Linked DNA regions of Mus musculus: region 2 is linked to region 1. Evidence: chromatin loops called from intact Hi-C (ENCODE). Cell type or tissue: left cerebral cortex. All regions are shown on one strand.

Region 1 (8,000 bases):
TGAAGGTGCTTATTGCAGAACTTGGGGGCAGAGAACCACACAGTGTCCCTGGGTCTCAGAGCTTCTCAAGCAGAGGTGAGCTCTCATCAGCAGTGCCAACACTGGGGTCCCAGCCTGACCCAAGAGAGCCACCTTCTCTTAATACTAGAACGTAGGCTCCCAAAGCACAGCCTCTGATTGGCTCTCTTGCTTCTGTCTAAGAGAGTGCATTCCTTTTGGTCAACGCCTCTGGCTGTGACCCCATAGAAAGTGTCTCCCTTGGGAGTTGCCCATGGCCACTTAGCACCTGTAGCTCTGAGCTCCACCTCTGGTTCCCCCCACAGCACCTCAGGAAGGCTGTGATGGTACAGTCATGGCCTGGGGCTCCTAGCCTCCATCCAAAGCCAGTGCCTACACTGACCCAGGATTGAGATTCCAGGGGTTCCCTCCAGCTGTTGTGAGAAGAGTGCACTGGCTAGGCCTGATGAGATTCCTCTGTCCAGGAGCTCTGAGCTTCCGGCACACAAGAATAGAGCTGGCACACACTGTGATGTATTCTTGTCATTTATTGTTTGTTTGTTTTTTAGTGCTGGGGAGGCAGAGAGGACAATCCCTTGCTTGCCAGCCAGCCAGCCTAGTGAACCCAGCAAGCCTATACCAACGAGAAGCCTTGTCTCAGAGAACAATGTAGAAAGCACCTGCAGTGGCTGACACAGGAATACTAAAGGTCGACCCTCAAGAGTATAACTCACTCTTCATAGCAGCTACCACTCCCTCACAGCCTGGCTCCTTGAATGCTAACTTGACTCAAGCTATAGTCATCTGAGGGAGCAATGCCTCCATAAGATCCAACTGTAGGCAGGTCTGAGAGGCATTGTCTTGATTGATGGTTGATGGGGGGAGGGCCCAGCCCACTGTGGGTGGGGCCATCCCTGGATGGTAATGAGAAGAGCTGAGCAAGCTACGAGGAGCAAGCCAGTGAGCAGCATCCTCTGGCCCCTGCTTCAGTTCCTGCCTCCAGTTTCCTCCCTTGAATTTCTGCCCTGACTTCCCTTGATGGTTGACTGTAAATTGAAAGCTGAAATAAGCCCTCCCCCCCCCCACCCCCACCCCCTGGCAGGCAGAGCTGTAAAGACAGGATTAGAGGAATCTGGGAAAGAGATGGTGGCAATCTGGACTAAACTGGTGGCAAAATGTTTTCATTACATTGTTTGCAGTGGATATTTTGACTACAGCTATGGAAAGGTGGGCAGAGATTTCTGGGCTCACAAACTTCAGTGAGTTCATTGCTGTTTTGCACAATGTGCTGGGACAAAACGCCATGGCTGGAGGGATGTGACCATCATAGTAGACAGGAAAGGACCTGGGATAATGTACACTGCAAGAGCTTCCCTGCCCCCACGTGACTTCTTTCAGTCAGACACTAACTCCTAGTCTCCACAACTTGCTCCCCAAACAGCCCCACCTGCTGGTAACTGGTTGTATTACACACGAGCCTGTAGGGGAACCTTACAGATTCAATCTCTGACTGGAAAGATACAGAGAGATTTGGAAAGAAGAGATCCCTTCACACAGTTGAGTGAGGGGCTAGGGGAAGGGAGAGGCAGTGATGCCTGGAATCATCTTGTGTGAACCAAACTGTGGGTATTCTGTTCTGTTCATCGACAGGGAAACCCTGTGGAAATAAGCGGACCTTCACCCAGTCCACTGCCCAAGCCGTGTCCCCTCCTCCTTGCAAAGAGATCAGAGCTCAAAGATCCAGTTCACTGGTCAACTCTGCAGATCTGGCTCAAGAAGGCCAGTGCAGCTCCGGTTGTGTTTGCTTGGCCGTTGGTTGGACAGTTAGTATCTATCCACAAAGCTCCTTGCAAGGCAGAAGATGCACCAACAATAATTAAAAAGACGAGCTGGCCCGCTGGGCCCTTCAGTCCTGGGTGAACACCTATTGGGAAAGGGCACACCTGTAGTCCCAGATACTTAGGGACTGAAGAAGAAGGGTCATGAGTTTAAAAGAGGGAAAGGAAAGGGAGTGGGACTAGGCTCTGTCTCCACATCTGGGAAATGGGGATCCTTGGTCCCCCTCAGAGCTGTCATGTTACAGGAGGCACCACAGGGCAAGCTCCGCTCTGTGAAGGACAGCAGTGGTACTGGGGCAAATCCATTCTTGTGGAGAATGACCCTGGAACGCCCGGGAGTCACTTGGGCCTTTCCTCTCTAAATCTTTTTGTTGTGGTTTTGTTTTGTTTTGTTCTGTTTTTTTCAAGACAGGGTTTCTCTGTCTTGTGTAGCCCTGGCTGTCCTGGAACTCACTCTCTAGACCAGACTGGCCTCAAACTCAGAATTCTGCCTGCCTCTGACTCCCAAGTGCTGGGATGAAAGGCGTGTGCCACCAGTGCCTGGCCTTCCTCTTTAAATCTTAATCTTCAATTGCAGTTTCTATTTCCTTCTCCACTAGTGTCTGGCCTCCTTTTTACCCAATAAAGCCAAACACAGACTGGCATGTTGCTTTTTAAAAAGAAAAAAAGGAGGAAGGAAGGAAGAAAGGAACAAAGTTATAAGGCAGAGAAAAAATCCTTCAAGCATTCATTGAAAATTGTGAGCCTGTTTTGGAAGTAAGAAACCAACCATCGGTTTGCTCCTCCTGGCCTTCATCCTGAGTCGCAAGCCTTCCACCGTGATTCAAAACCCCCCCTCCCCCACCCCGGGAATGGCTGAAACATTGTTTTTCTCAGGGGAAATGAATCTTGGTCTGAAACTGAAGCTGACAGCATTCAGGACGCTCTCTGAGCCTGCTCTGGACACTTGCTGTTCTGCTGTGTGCAGAATCAGACCTTCATGCTGGGACATCTGAATCTATTCACAGGAACTCAACAGGATGTGCGGTTAATATTCTGACTATGATTAACCCCCCCCCAAAAGCTCTGGCCCCAGTTCCTTCCCTGCTCCCCTCCGAGGGCCCAGCTCTGCTGAAATGCATGTGGATTCGATCAGAGGGCCAGATTTATAGAGGCTGCCGAAGCCTGGCGTGCCAGCAGTCATAAGTTATATTCCTATTACGGCGTGGGCAATAAAAACTCAGATATGTATTCTGCTATATTTCGAGGAACCTTTGCAAAGCATCTGGGCTGCCCGTGAGATCTTATCCAGAAAGATGTCTCCTTGGTGGCCTGGAGCAGCCAAGGCCACTTTTGAACCTCAGTGCTGGGGTAGGTAAGATCAGTCAGGGTCCCCCTGAGATAGAATCCTGGTCCTGTTCCCTGGGGATAACAGGCTGTGTGTGACCTAGGCAAGACCCCTAGTTGCTTGTGCACACTGGAAATAGTATCCTCAGATGGTCTCGTTTACTTTTTAAGTAAGTAACTTTCTGACTCCAGTTTCTACCCAGTGCATTGTGCCCCTCTAGGAACCTTCTCTGTACTATAGTCCCACTGACCTGCAGTCAACACTGGGCTGAGGGTATCACATAGGAAGTATCAACAATAACTTATACACATTGTTGTACACAATTTGAGTAGGATGAGCAAAGCCTCTTGACATCCTACTGGAGCCAGAACCATTCCTTTGGAGGCTGGAAAAACTGGTTAAAAGCCCTGGCTGCTCTCCCAGAAGACCCAGGTTCAAAGCCCAGCACTGAGGTGGGCTTTCAGCCCTCTGTAGCTCCCGTTCCAAGGGATGCAGCACCCTCTTTCGGCCTTCCGAGGTACTGCATGCACAAGGAGGCAAGACACGGGTACCCATAAAGTAAAAATAAAGAAATCTTAAAACAAAAGAAGATAGCGGAGTCCAGACTGTCCGTGGTCGCTCGCAATAGCAACGGAGGCAGGTTCTACTCACTACACGGTCACGGTATGGCTGTTTGTCAAAGACCTGCTCGATTTACGTGCACCTCACTAGGTGCAGGGAGAGCCATCTCGATGGCGGAGGGGCCACGGTAACTTCCTTTTCTCGCAGCATAGTATGTTAACTGGCGGTTCTTATCGCTGTTGTGGATAGCGCCCAGGATGTGAACAGGGCGTCACCACACATACAGAGAGATGGCAGGCAGTCTCCTCATCTTCAGCCATCCTCTGGTGGTCTTGGAGCACCTCTCCTGTGGATGTGGGGGAGGGGGGTACTACGTAGCTGACATTATTTCTTCGCACTCCTGACGAGTGACAACCACCCTTAAGTGACTCCGCGCGGTGGCTGGGAACCGCTGGTGTGTGTGGAAGTAAATTAAAGCAACCCCGAGGACTGGGAACCTGAGCCCGGTCTAGCAAAGAGGGGGGCAGAGTCAACCCCACCCCCACCTCCGGCTGCTTCAGTGAGCATGGTAGCAGCTAGAGACTGGCAGAGGCCTTTGTCGGCTGCTCCCCTGATGGCAGGCTATCCCTGCTCCCTGGAAGATAAAAGGCCCTTCAGGCTGCAAGCCGTGCAGAAAGGCAAGCACCTGAAGCATCCAGCGTGGTTGGTGTGTGGCTGGTGATTGGGTGTGTGTGGGGGGGGGCGGGGGTCTCTTTGTATAGTTTCTGAAATTCTCGTGCCGTGTGTGAAGAGGAAGAGCTCTAGGTCTTCAGCAAATGCTGGGGCGCTGATCACTATGCAAGGGACCCCAGCAGGACTGCTGCCCCAGACACTGTGCGTAACCCTCAGGGGTTCTGTGGGTGCCGTGACGTGATAGGTGTGACAAGCCCTGCCTAGAGAGATATGAACATCATTAACTTCCTGAGTTCCCAGTGACAAAGCACAGCCCAGTCCAAGTTCACCCCAGGGAGCCAGTTTCTTAGGTTACTTACAGATCTTGAGTCCAGGGTCATAGAAAGGACTCTGGGTGACCCTAAAGCATCAGGAGGTCTGTGTCCCACACAGCACCCCATCCCTACCCCAACCCACATACACACGCCAGCTGCATGAAGATCATTCCTGTTAGTTTTCCTACCTGTGTACTATAGCACCTCTCTGAGACCCTGAGGACAATTAGGGACAAACTGCACTGGAATGATCTGGAGGAGTGGCTGGACATTCAGTCTAAGGTCCCATGACCCGCCCCAGTCCTCCTTCTTTGAGGAAATGTCAACAGCCCACAGGCCCAACTGCGATACTCTGACAAAGATGGCGGCTGCTCAGAGGACTAGACGGACCAGACAAAGCAGTCCCATCACAAGCTCAGAACTTCTTCTTGTGCGAGTGGCTCAACAGTCCTGAGCCTCGGTTTTCCCATCCGGAGAGTGGGTGAGTGCTCCCATTTCATAGAAGTTCTGAGTGAATTTTCCATGTTCTGTGATGTCCCCCAGCGCCCACTGCCCACCATTGCTTTGGCTGACTATACTGTTTGAAAGTCTTTTAGGTCAGCGGCCCGAATCTTGAGTTGCAATGACCGCCAGCCAATGAAGATTTGCCAGGAGCCTCCTGGCTGCTTCCTACGGGGGCTTGTTAGGATGAGTCTTCCGTTCACGGGGCTCACGGGGAAGGAAGGCTTTGCTTGTGAGCAAGTTCTGTGGGTGCTGGGAAGGGGAGGCCATGATAAGAAACTGGATAAGATTCTCTCTTCCTTTCCTTTCTTTTTTTTTTCCTTTTCCTTTTTCTTTTTCTTTTCTTTCTTTCTTTTTTTTTTTTTTTTGTTTGTTTGTTTTTTTGTTTTTGTTTTTTGAGACAGGGTTTCTCTGTGTAGCCCTGGCTCTCCTGGAACTTACTCTGTAGACCAGGCTGGCCTCGAACTCAGAAATCTGCCTGCCTCTGCCTCCCAAGTGCTGGGATTGGGATTAAAGGCATGGGCCACCACTGCCTGGCTTTTTTCTTTCTTTTCTTTTTTCCTCTCTAAGAAATAGATGCTAAGGATGAGAGACTGCCGGGAGCTCACAGCAGCTGCTAGGACCTGAATGGATCGGGCTGGGTGGGATTCTAGCTGAAGCAGATGATCTCCAAGCCCCATCCATGCAGAGAAACCATGTGGAGCAGATAGCCGTGTGGGGGAGCGTTGCTCTTTACTGAGGGTGTGGTCACTGATAGGCTTCCAGTGCTCCCGTGGATGCCCTGAGCCCATGGTAGGTTAAGGAGCTGGGCAGGGTCTGTGCTGGTAGGGCCACAAGGGGAGGCGGAGGGCGGAACGGAGGTAGTCGGTGCATTCATATGTCATTGTCCGTGGGTAGGAAATTCTCAAGAGTGAAGAAAATTTTAACACAGAGCATGGGGCTAAGGAAGCATGGCAGGGGCTGTACATGAGGAACACTAAGCCAACAAAAAAAAAAGTGTGGCAAGCTACTGGGGTCAGATAAAGCGAAGTCCCATGATGCCCTGGCCCCATGGTGGCCACTTGTATCTTCTTTCTTCCACCCTTGGACCTTCTGTTCTGTTCCCCACACAGCAGGAGCTCGGTTTCTCCTGTTCATTGCTCCCTTCTGCCATGAGCACAAAGCCCCAGCTCTTTGTCTTGTCCTAAAGTGCCCTGCTGACCCCTGCTGACCCCTGCTGACCCCTGCTCTTCTGGCTTCAGGGTGCCCAAGGTGGAGAGGCTGAGGTTTCCTCCTCAGCTGTATTCTCTGCCTCTCCATCTGGGCCACCATCTTTCCCACCCCAGGGCCTTGGCGGGTGCTCCTCTGTGTGCCTGGGAGGGTCTTCCTTGAGCCCTGTCCTGTCCCCATCTCCCAGTGACATCTCAGCTCTGTCCAGCTTCCTCACTTGGGCACTCCTTGGGGACACACACACCCTCACTCTCTTACATACTGCATTTGTCCTGGTAGGTTCTCAATACATCGAATGAATGAATGAATGAATGAATGAATGAAAATATGAAGCTAAAGCATACTGACTGATTCTGAGCGTGCTAGGCACGGGGTCCTCACCTGTGCCTGAGGCTCTGGGGAGTGACACCTCCCACCCCTCTCCCCATGTTGCTTCCTCAGAGAAGCACACACTCCTGTCCATTTTCTCCCACGGGGGCTCTACCACCTGATGTTCCCAAAACCTCCCCGAACAGCACAGCTGGCTGGGAGCCCAGCTTCTGAACACTCTGAACTGCCAGGGGGAACATTTTACATCCAAACCACAGCACCATTCTGATGGCTGTCTGTGCTCGAGCAAAAAAAACAAAAACAAAAACAAAAACAACAAAAAAAAAACCCTCCCCATCTCTGACTTGATTTTCCCATCAGAAAAATGGGACCAATACTCACACCCGAGCAGACAGTACAAGATCTGGAATGCCGGCAGTCCTGCAGCTCACTGTGTGGCCCAGGCTGGCCTCAGACTCTTGCCTCTGTCTTCCCAGTGTTGAAATCACAGTCAAGAGTCAACACAGCTGGGCGGTGGTGGCGCACGACTTTAATCCCAGCACTTGGGAGGCAGAGGCAGGCAGATTTCTGAGTTTGAGGCCAGCCTGGTCTACAAAGTGAGTTCCAGGATAGCCAGGGCTATACAGAGAAACCCTGTCTCAAAAAACAAAAACAAAACAACAGCCAAGTCAACACATCTGGAAGTTCTGGGGTTTTTTAAAGTCCCGCTCTCTTCTGGGTATTTACTTGGACCATGGGAACTGGGATCTGCAGAGCTGTCTAAATATGGCTTCCTCTCTCCATCTGGGCTACGGTCTCCATTATCTGCCCATTTTACAGATAAGAGGCCCAAGCATCAAGGAATTCAGGCTAAGCCCCAAGTGTAGAAAACTGCACTGTCATGTCCAAAGGCCACTCAACCTGACTGGAAACCTGTTCCCTTCCCACCGCACCTGTCAAACAAGACGGACTCACACAGAGCTCCAAAGCTGAGAGCAGACAGGCCCTGTCAGGGGGAGCTCCTGCTGCCTCTGGCCACAGCCCATGGGATGGAGGCCATCCACCTCGCTCTGCTCTAATTGCAAGGCCCCTCCGCAGGCAGGCTTGGTAAACGCTCCGCTCCTGAGCTGACGGCTTTGGGGGCCCTCCTGTCACCCTGTTTTACAGCCCTCTCGTTGAAGAGCAAAATCTGTATTGATTTTAGAACAACTCAAGCTGTAAATTACTGGCCATGATCGGCTTGGTAACCCTGAGATGAGAATCTATTGACTG
Region 2 (8,000 bases), 220 kb before region 1:
ATCATGACCAAGGCAACTCTTAGAAGGACAACATTTAATTGGGGCTGGCTTACAGGTTCAGAGGTTCAGTCCATTATCATCAAGGTGGGAGCATGGCAGCATCCAGGCAGGCATGGTGCAGGAGGAGCTGAGAGTTTTACATCTTCATCTGAGGGTTGCTAGGAGAAGAATCACTTCCAGGCAACTAGGAGGAGGGTCTTAAAGCCCATGCCCACAGTGACACACCCACTCCAACAGGGCCACACCCACTCCAACAGGGCCACAAACTCCTAAGAGTGCCACTCCCTGGGCCAAGCCTATTCACACTACCACAGGAGCTCAGATGGGGGTGAGAGCAAGATATCTCTGTTCCTGGGTCACAGATCTCATGCTGCCAAGGGCTAACTCAGGCCTACTCTGGCCACTGACTGTGGTGCCTCTTAGGACTTTTATTGGGACATGACTACTACAGAGAATCATGGCACCTACTATGTGCTGGATGCCATGTGAGTTTGAGAGAGACGGTTAAAGGCCTGGGTGGTGGCCATAGCTGTCAGTGCCCTCGGGACAGTGTGTCAGTGGTCTGAACATCAATGTGTTATTTCCTGCATGATACTGGCAAGCTCACAGGATCACCTGCCTACGCACACATGTATACACACACACACACACACACACACACACACACACACACACACACACACACACACACTGTGGTCCTTCCACCAGGAGGCTTTGGGACCTTGGGCCCAATCTTTTGGAAAACTGGCTTCAGAATATCTTAGGTCAGCAATCGTGTCGAGTTCAGGAAGCGTGGCAGCCATACAAAGGGGCTGAGTGCCCACCCCAGGTCTCACCAAGTCTCCTCCCTGAGCCCTTTCCTTTGGTACTCATGAAGGTCACCAGTGAGCACTCTGCTATGCCATTCTGGTAGTCTGGGAGCTAATGCAGGGAGCACCACAAACTCATTTGCATCAAGGAGCTGCCTCCCTCAAGGCCTGCACTTTCCAATCAGCAACAGGGCTGCCTGCGGGGGGGGGGGGGGGGGGCTGCTGGAATTTAGCCACTATTGTGCAGAGAGGCAAGATGGGGTGGTGCAGAAACACCCCATCCCTTCTCCTTCGTGTTCTGAGGTGTGCCCTCCTTTCCAGACGTCTCTCTCCTGAACATTGGCAGACTGCAGGCTGTAAATCTAAAGGGGATAGTGAACTGTAGACAAATGAACAGACATGTCGCCGAGGGCACCTCACCGCCCTGTGTCAATCAGTGCTTTCTGGAAAGAGGTGGGACATGTTTCCGTGTCACCATGAACAGCTCTCTGCCCCTAAATCCCCATACCTCTTACATCCCATCTGTGTCTCTGGGAGGGAATGAATGTACCTGGACAGATTTTTTTTTCCCCCTTGGAGACAGTCATTTACTCTCATGCAGTCAGGGTATAAAACAATGCCAGGGCAATGATTTAAGGCTGTCTGTCTGTCTGTCTCCTTTCCTCCCCTTCTCTCCCAGTACACCCTCTGCTTCTTCTACCTTCCAAACGGGCTCTGATGGTTTCTGGTTTCAACCCCGGGCACTGTCACCAGTGTCTGTGTCCCAGTGTGAGTTAGTTAACATCTTTAAGCCTCTCAGGCCTCCCACCATGTCCTGGGTGGGTCCCACCTCCACGTCTCTCCTCGGCAGTTCAGAACAGAGAATGGAATTAGAGATGTCTGTAGCTTTCTCTATGCCCTTCTTCCTCCATCTCTGCCAAGCAGAACTCCAAGGGGATAGGGCTCTCTTGACACTGTGTTCTCAGTAGGGAAATCTCGCTGGGATCTTAGTCACAGGATTCCCTGGGGTGGGAACTGCTGAAGCCGGGAGCTCCAGGCCCTGCTGGCCTTTTTTGTCTTGTCTCTACTTCAGCGTGGGGTCTGGTCCTCTGCGTGCTTACCCCAGCACCCTCTGCTTGGCCTCTCTCTGTCCTCACTCCCTCTGTGCCTCGACTAAAAAATTAAAGAAGAAGAATATCTATTTATTTTATGTATATGAGTACACTGTAGCTGTCTTCAGACACACCAGAAGAGGGCATCAGATCCGATGACAGATGGTTGTGAGCCACCATGTGGTTGCTGGGAATTGAACTCAGGACCTCTGGAAGAGCAGCCGGTGCTCTAAACCACTGGGCCATCTCTCCTGCTTCTGTGCTGCAAATTTTGAATATTTCGACAGTGAGCTGATGCTGGCGTGTTGTTCCCTCCCCCCATGAGGAGGGACCCCAGCAGCGTCATACTGAGTAAGAGGCATTCTCTCCTCCAGCCGTCAGACTACTGAGTCAGGTGCTGTCTGATATTCATTTCCTTTCTTTCCCTCTCTCACTTCCTCCCTCCCTCAAGCCTATTACCATAACAGCAGAGCTGAGGACAGGACAGCGCAGCCCTGGTTCTGCAGATTCTGTTGCTAAGGAAACCACTTCCTTGGTTACCAGGCTGGGTACATTTGTCTCACTAGGCCTGGATCCCACAGAGCCACCCCCCACTCTGCAGGATGAGGAGATGAGGGTGGGAGAGAGGGAGGAAGGGAAGAGGAGAGAAGTAGAGAGCTCTAAGATCAAGGGGTAGAGGTGGGGGAGACACGTGCAGCATTAGTGGGGAGACTGAGAATGGGAGGGCAGTGAGGAGGACAATGAGGAGGATGGCGAGGAGGACGGTGAGGATGGCGAGGAGGATGTTGAGGAGGATGGAGAGGAGAACTGAGGAGGAGGAGGATGGTGAGGAGGATGTCGAGGACAGTGAGGAGGACAGTGAGGAGGATGGAGAGGAGGACTGTGAGGATGATGGAGAAAGACAGAGGGGACAGTCAGGGGCAGGCAGAATGGAAAGGGACAATAAGACAGCTGGAGGAAGTCAGACCTCAAAGAGGGAAATCGGGGCTTTAAGGCAAAAAGGAGGAGGGATGAGGAGAAAGAAAACAGAGTGGCAAGGAGACTAGTCCTAGGAGGAGCTGCCTGCATCCCCCCTGCCTCTCCTCTCCCCTCCCACACTGGATGCAGCCGCCTCCAGGGCGCCTAGGGAAACAAACCTGGAATTGATTCCCATAATCAGCTGTATTCTACTTGAGTCTGGGAGTCACTGTGGGAAGACAGCAGGATCCAGCCTGGATGACCCCCAGTTCCCTGCTCCTGTCCACACTGCTTTCCCCAGTGAGAGTCTTAGCCCTGGAATCAATGTCCATGTTGGGGCTCAGCAGTCTCTGCCATTCATAGGGGCCACCAGGGGCCTCGCTCCCCTCCCCCAAATGCTTTCTGTGAACCCCGCAGAGATGTAGAGTTCTTCTTTTTAATAATTTTAGCAGTCAGGATTCTCTCATGCTGCTTCCTTTCCTTTCCTTTTTTTTCTTTGTAAAGGTTTATTTATTTATTTCATGTATGTTGAGTACACTGTAGCTGTGTTGTGAGCCATCATGTGCTTGCTGGGAATTGAATTCAGAACCTCTGCTCACTCCAGCCCTGCTTGCTCCGGCCCAAAGATTTATTTATTATTATATGTAAGTACACTGTAGCTGTCTTCAGACACACCAGAAGAGGGCATCAGATCCCATTACAGATGGTTGTGAGCCACCATGTGGGTTGCTGGAATTTGAACTCAGGACCTTCGGAAGAGCAGTCAGTGCTTTTAACCGTTAAGCCATCTCTCCAGCCTGAGATGGAGAGTTCTTAAGTCCTTTTTTTAAGTCTCTGAAACAGGGCACACAGGGCCTGTGGTGGACTGGTGGTAATTCATGCTCAGGAAGTATGTGTGAGTTAAAAAAAAAAAAAAGCTACTTTCATTCCTCCCAAGTCTGAAATATAAAGACTTGATTCCAGATGGCCACAGGAAGGGCAGGCATCGGTTGTCGTGACAGGCGCTTACAGCCCAGCCTCACCCCTGGCTATGGACTTGTGACATTAGAAAGGAGTGGGAGGCAGATGCCTTATGGTCCTGAGACAAGAATCTAGGCCAGCTTGATGTCACATGGCTTCCTTCAGTGGGAACAGGTGGGTGAAGGTAGCCTCAGAGACATAGATGGGTCTTAGGTTCAAAGCAAGGATCTAAGATTGGTCAGCCCAAGTTCAACGGTCTAGGATGGAGGGGGGGGGGTGGCTCTGACAGGTCAGACTTGGTTTAACACTGACACCTTAGTTGGCCCCGGCCCAGATGAGCTCAGTCACCCAGCATGGCCTCAGTGAACAGCTTTCCCTCCCCCCAGGGACTGTCACTGAAGTCTTTCTTCCTGCTCTTCCAGCATTGGTGGCCCAGGACTCTGGGTGGGGAGAAGCCCCTCTCTGCTTTCTCTCCACCCATCTCAGCAGCCCCACTCCCTCACTGCCCACAAGACAACATTAAAAGCTCCTCCTTCCACTGACTGGGGAAGTCTCTGGTCACAGCCTTCTCCACAGAAGGCCCAGTCTAGTTGGTGACAGAAGCCAGGAGGAGGTTTGTTGATGGAGATGGGGAACTGCGGGGTCCCTGGGCATCTCTCTCCCACAGACACTCTGCTCCACATCTGTGCATGATAAACCCAGAGAAGTTCACACCTTAGGCCTTCCCTCTCCTCTCTCATTCACACATACACACACACTCCCCCCCGCCCCCCGAGGAAACACTCCATGTGTGAACATGCCATACACAACTGGGCAGCCAGTTAGCAACAAAACTCTCTTTTAATGATAGTGTTGACCTGAGGAATCTTCGAACAGAAAGTTCGTGACCAGAGGAGGCCACTTGCAAAGAACTGGCCCATGTTTTGGACCCAGAGTCTCTCAGAGAGCTTAGACCTCCAAGCAGGAGGGGAGGCTAGGCCCTCTACTGCCCAGTGAAAAGAAAACTAGAAATTAGTCTGGGGCGGGGGAAACACCATACAAAATACATTCAGAGCCCCCTTGGCTGAGCCCTGGGGTGGTCCAAACCCTCCAGATGAGGGCGTTGGGAAGGGAAGCCAGTCCTTTTTTGTGTGGCCAGTGTCCAAGGGGCAGAATGTCTTGGTCATATTCCTCTTAAAAAAATATATCTCTCTTTTCACGAATCTTCTCCAGGGTTCCTTGGCTAGGTGGGAAGGAGTGTTCATTTGCCCCGCCCCCCCACCCCCCAGGCTGCGGGGGTGGAGGTGGGGGAGGGGCTGCTCCGGTCAAAAGAGCAAGGGGCTGTGACTATGGCTTTTGCGTTTATGTAATGGGAACGGTGAAGGGCTGGAGGGGAAGCCAGAGGGATCCAAGGTGGGGGAGACGGGGATCCTGGATGCATGCTTCCTAAAACGTGATCAGTGACTTGAGTCAGAAATCCTTTGGTGTCTAAGCGTCTTCGAGAAAGAGCAGCGGCATAATGGGAATGGAAAGCCATTCTTAGTGGGGACTCTGAGGAGTCCCCAGTTGGGGCTGGCCCTGTCGGGTTGCAAGCAAGGGAAGGGAGGCTGATGGCTTAGAGGGTAGGGGACAGTTTTGGGTGTGGCTCTCTCTGAGTTGGAGCACTTTTGTTCCCTGCCCTGGGGTAGTGGAAGGACTCCCTGGTTAAGGGATCAATCCAGGCAGTGTAAGATAGCCAGTTCAGGTCCCACCCTGCAATGTTGGGTCCTCTGGGCTTCCGTATGTGGCACATGGCCAACCTGTTGGGTTGGTTTTTGGTACCTAAGGGACTTTGGAAGAAGGATCAAGAACCCCAACGTCACCCTCATCCCCAAGACACGACAGCACGAGCAGACAAGACAGGGTTGCTGTCCTGGAGGGGGGGCAACACCCGGCTTGGGCCTCTTATGTGCTTTAGCCTGGGGCGGTTCCCACTGTAATGCCAGAGCACCAGTCTCCATGGTCCTCAGAAGTGAGACGCCCAAGGCCACGGAGACAGGTCCCAGCCAGCTGTCTGTCACACAGAGGTGGCCTGAGAGAGATCAGAAAGCTGGTGCCTGCTCAGGGGAAGAGGCAGGGGCCCACACAGTCAGAAGAGGGTCATTGCTTGCAAAATGTCCATCAGCTGCCACAGCCAGACCCTCCCAACCTCTGCCAGATAGCCTCTCCCTTCTCCCACCACCAATAGCAGGGTCTGGGATACTCCAAACCAGGCAGCCTACTCTCCAGGGAAAGGTGTCTAGATATCTCCTCCTCCTGAGGCCTCAGAGGGGCCTTTCTGAAGGCAGGCAGAAGCCTGGGGCTGTCTTTGTGCCAGAGGGAAGCCAGCTCTTTGAAGCCAAGGGGCACCGGATGCTGGGTCCCTCCCTGGCTGCCCATCATCTTGGGCCATAGGCATCAGGCACCCCAGTGAGGTTGCGGCTACGTAGTGCCGTGTCCACCATTCGGATGTAGGCGGCAATGGTCCTGCGCATCTCGGCTGTGTAAGGGTCATACTCCAGCTTGCGCAGCCCCGAGCGCTTGAAGTTGCCGTCCTTCTGGCTCTCCACGCACAGCAGCCGATCCTCCCTGACCGCCACGCCCAGCAGGCTGACCATGCGGCCCAGCTGCGTAAACAAGTCCTGCTTCAGGTCCTCGAAGTGCACCACCAGGACGGTCTTGCCAAACTTGAGCCAGTCCAGCGTGTGCGTGGCCCACCACGGGGCATAGTTCCTCACGAACTCGGGCCACTCTGCGGAGAGAGCAGAGCGTCAGCCCGCCACTAGATAGATGGGCAGATGACAAACCTTCCGGACGCCTGAAACCCACGTGTGCTTTTTTGGGTAACACACCCCTGGCTGGTGCCTGGTTTACTACAGGCACAGCCCTACCTATACACAGAACCACAGCCTGAAAACAGATACCACCAAACTGCGGAGGCACAGAGATGCTGGGTTATACAGGAAGGGCTGGGAGCAGAGAGCACTCGCTTGCCAAGATTGCTGGAAGCTCTGGGTTTGGACCCCAAGAAGCTGTATGGGTAGAGACTGTAGTTCTGTGGGGGAGGTTGGAATGTTGCAGATCCAAGGACTAATTAGCTTACCTTGGGCTAGGCCTAGACCTCTGGAACACCTAGGTAGTGACAATTTTGGTTTCTTTAGGAATATAAGAATTTGCTTTTGCTTTAATCCCAGGTGTGGGTAGGGGCCGCTTCAGACTGTCCACAGCAGCTGTCTTATGATTTGCCTTGTGCCCTAGCAGGCAGATCATTTTGCCAGCTGCAGATGGTTTCTGCAATTGTGTGACACCGGGGATTCCGGGGACTTTTCAGAGGGTAGATAAATGCTTGAGCTTAGAGTGGGGAGAGTTGTTGGTTGTGGTTTGTTGAGTAGTTGTACATAAAAGAAGAGAAAGAAAAAATAATACATAAAAATAAATAAAAAGGAGAAAGAAAAAATAAAAAGGGGAAAGAAAAAATAAAAAGGAGAAAGAAGAAAAATTTGGATTCTAATGGCAAAGATCTAGGAGCCCTAAGAAATTTGACACACGTAATCGGTAGGAACTAGTCTAACCATAATAATATTCCTTTTTCCTTTCCTCTCTTGTCTTTTTTTCTTCTTCTTTCTGGTGTTAGGGGTTGAAAGGGTGGAAGAAAAGAGGGGAGAAGGGTGGAAGAAAACAGAACCCACACTGTAGCAAAGACTGTCTGCACAGCTCACTCTTGCAAATCTGTCTGTTGGAACTAACACCCCCCCTACTAGTAGAAACCTTTTGGAATCTATTAACAGACAAGACATGGGCTGGCGAGGTGGCTCAGCGGGTAAGAGCACTGACTGCTCTTCTGTAGGTCCCAATCCCAGCAACCACTTGGTGGCTCACAACCACCTGTAATGAGATCTGATGCCCTCTTCTGGTGCATCTGAAGATAGCTACAGTAATAATAATCTTTGGGCCAGAGTGAGCAGGAACTGAGCGAGCAGGGCCGACCAGAGTGAGCAGAGGTTCTAAATTCAATTCCCAACAACCACGTGAAGGCTCACAACCATCTGTACAGCTACAGTGCACCCACATACATAAAAATAAGTAATTAAATCTTTAAAACAAACAAACAAGACAGCTAGCTTCTACCAGCCCAAGGCTAAGAATATCATCAGCCAGCACCTTGGGCTGAAAGGAAATAAAACTT

What was found. A loop is a pair of places that touch in the nucleus more often than their neighbours do. Peaks named below come from ENCODE experiments on the same cell type or tissue, not always from the same donor. Only the 100,000 strongest peaks of a DNase experiment are listed, where the experiment ranks them.
Region 2: a loop joins it to region 1, with 4 times the contacts of the local background. A loop is called at or near these places in 8 of 42 quality-filtered maps.

The regions. Positions count from the first base shown.
Region 1 is chr5:113,369,406-113,377,405 of GRCm38, reverse strand. No RefSeq gene overlaps it. Among named protein-coding and RNA genes, the nearest start is that of Aym1, 16 kb to the right of the region's middle. In left cerebral cortex, CTCF peaks have their summits at 1,449 (motif pointing left) and 3,671; DNase peaks (open chromatin) are centred at 1,435 and 3,678; H3K4me3 peaks cover 637 bases; H3K27ac peaks cover 283 bases.
Region 2 is chr5:113,586,359-113,594,358 of GRCm38, reverse strand. It overlaps Wscd2 (WSC domain containing 2), which reads right to left. Exons shown (of 9, transcript NM_177292.3): 9 at 4,634-6,566. The coding sequence ends at 6,214. Among named protein-coding and RNA genes, the nearest start is that of Gm42002, 13 kb to the left of the region's middle. In left cerebral cortex, CTCF peaks have their summits at 2,035 (motif pointing right), 3,565 (motif pointing right) and 7,719 (motif pointing left); DNase peaks (open chromatin) are centred at 3,929, 4,320, 5,266, 7,736 and 6 more places; H3K27ac peaks cover 5,447 bases.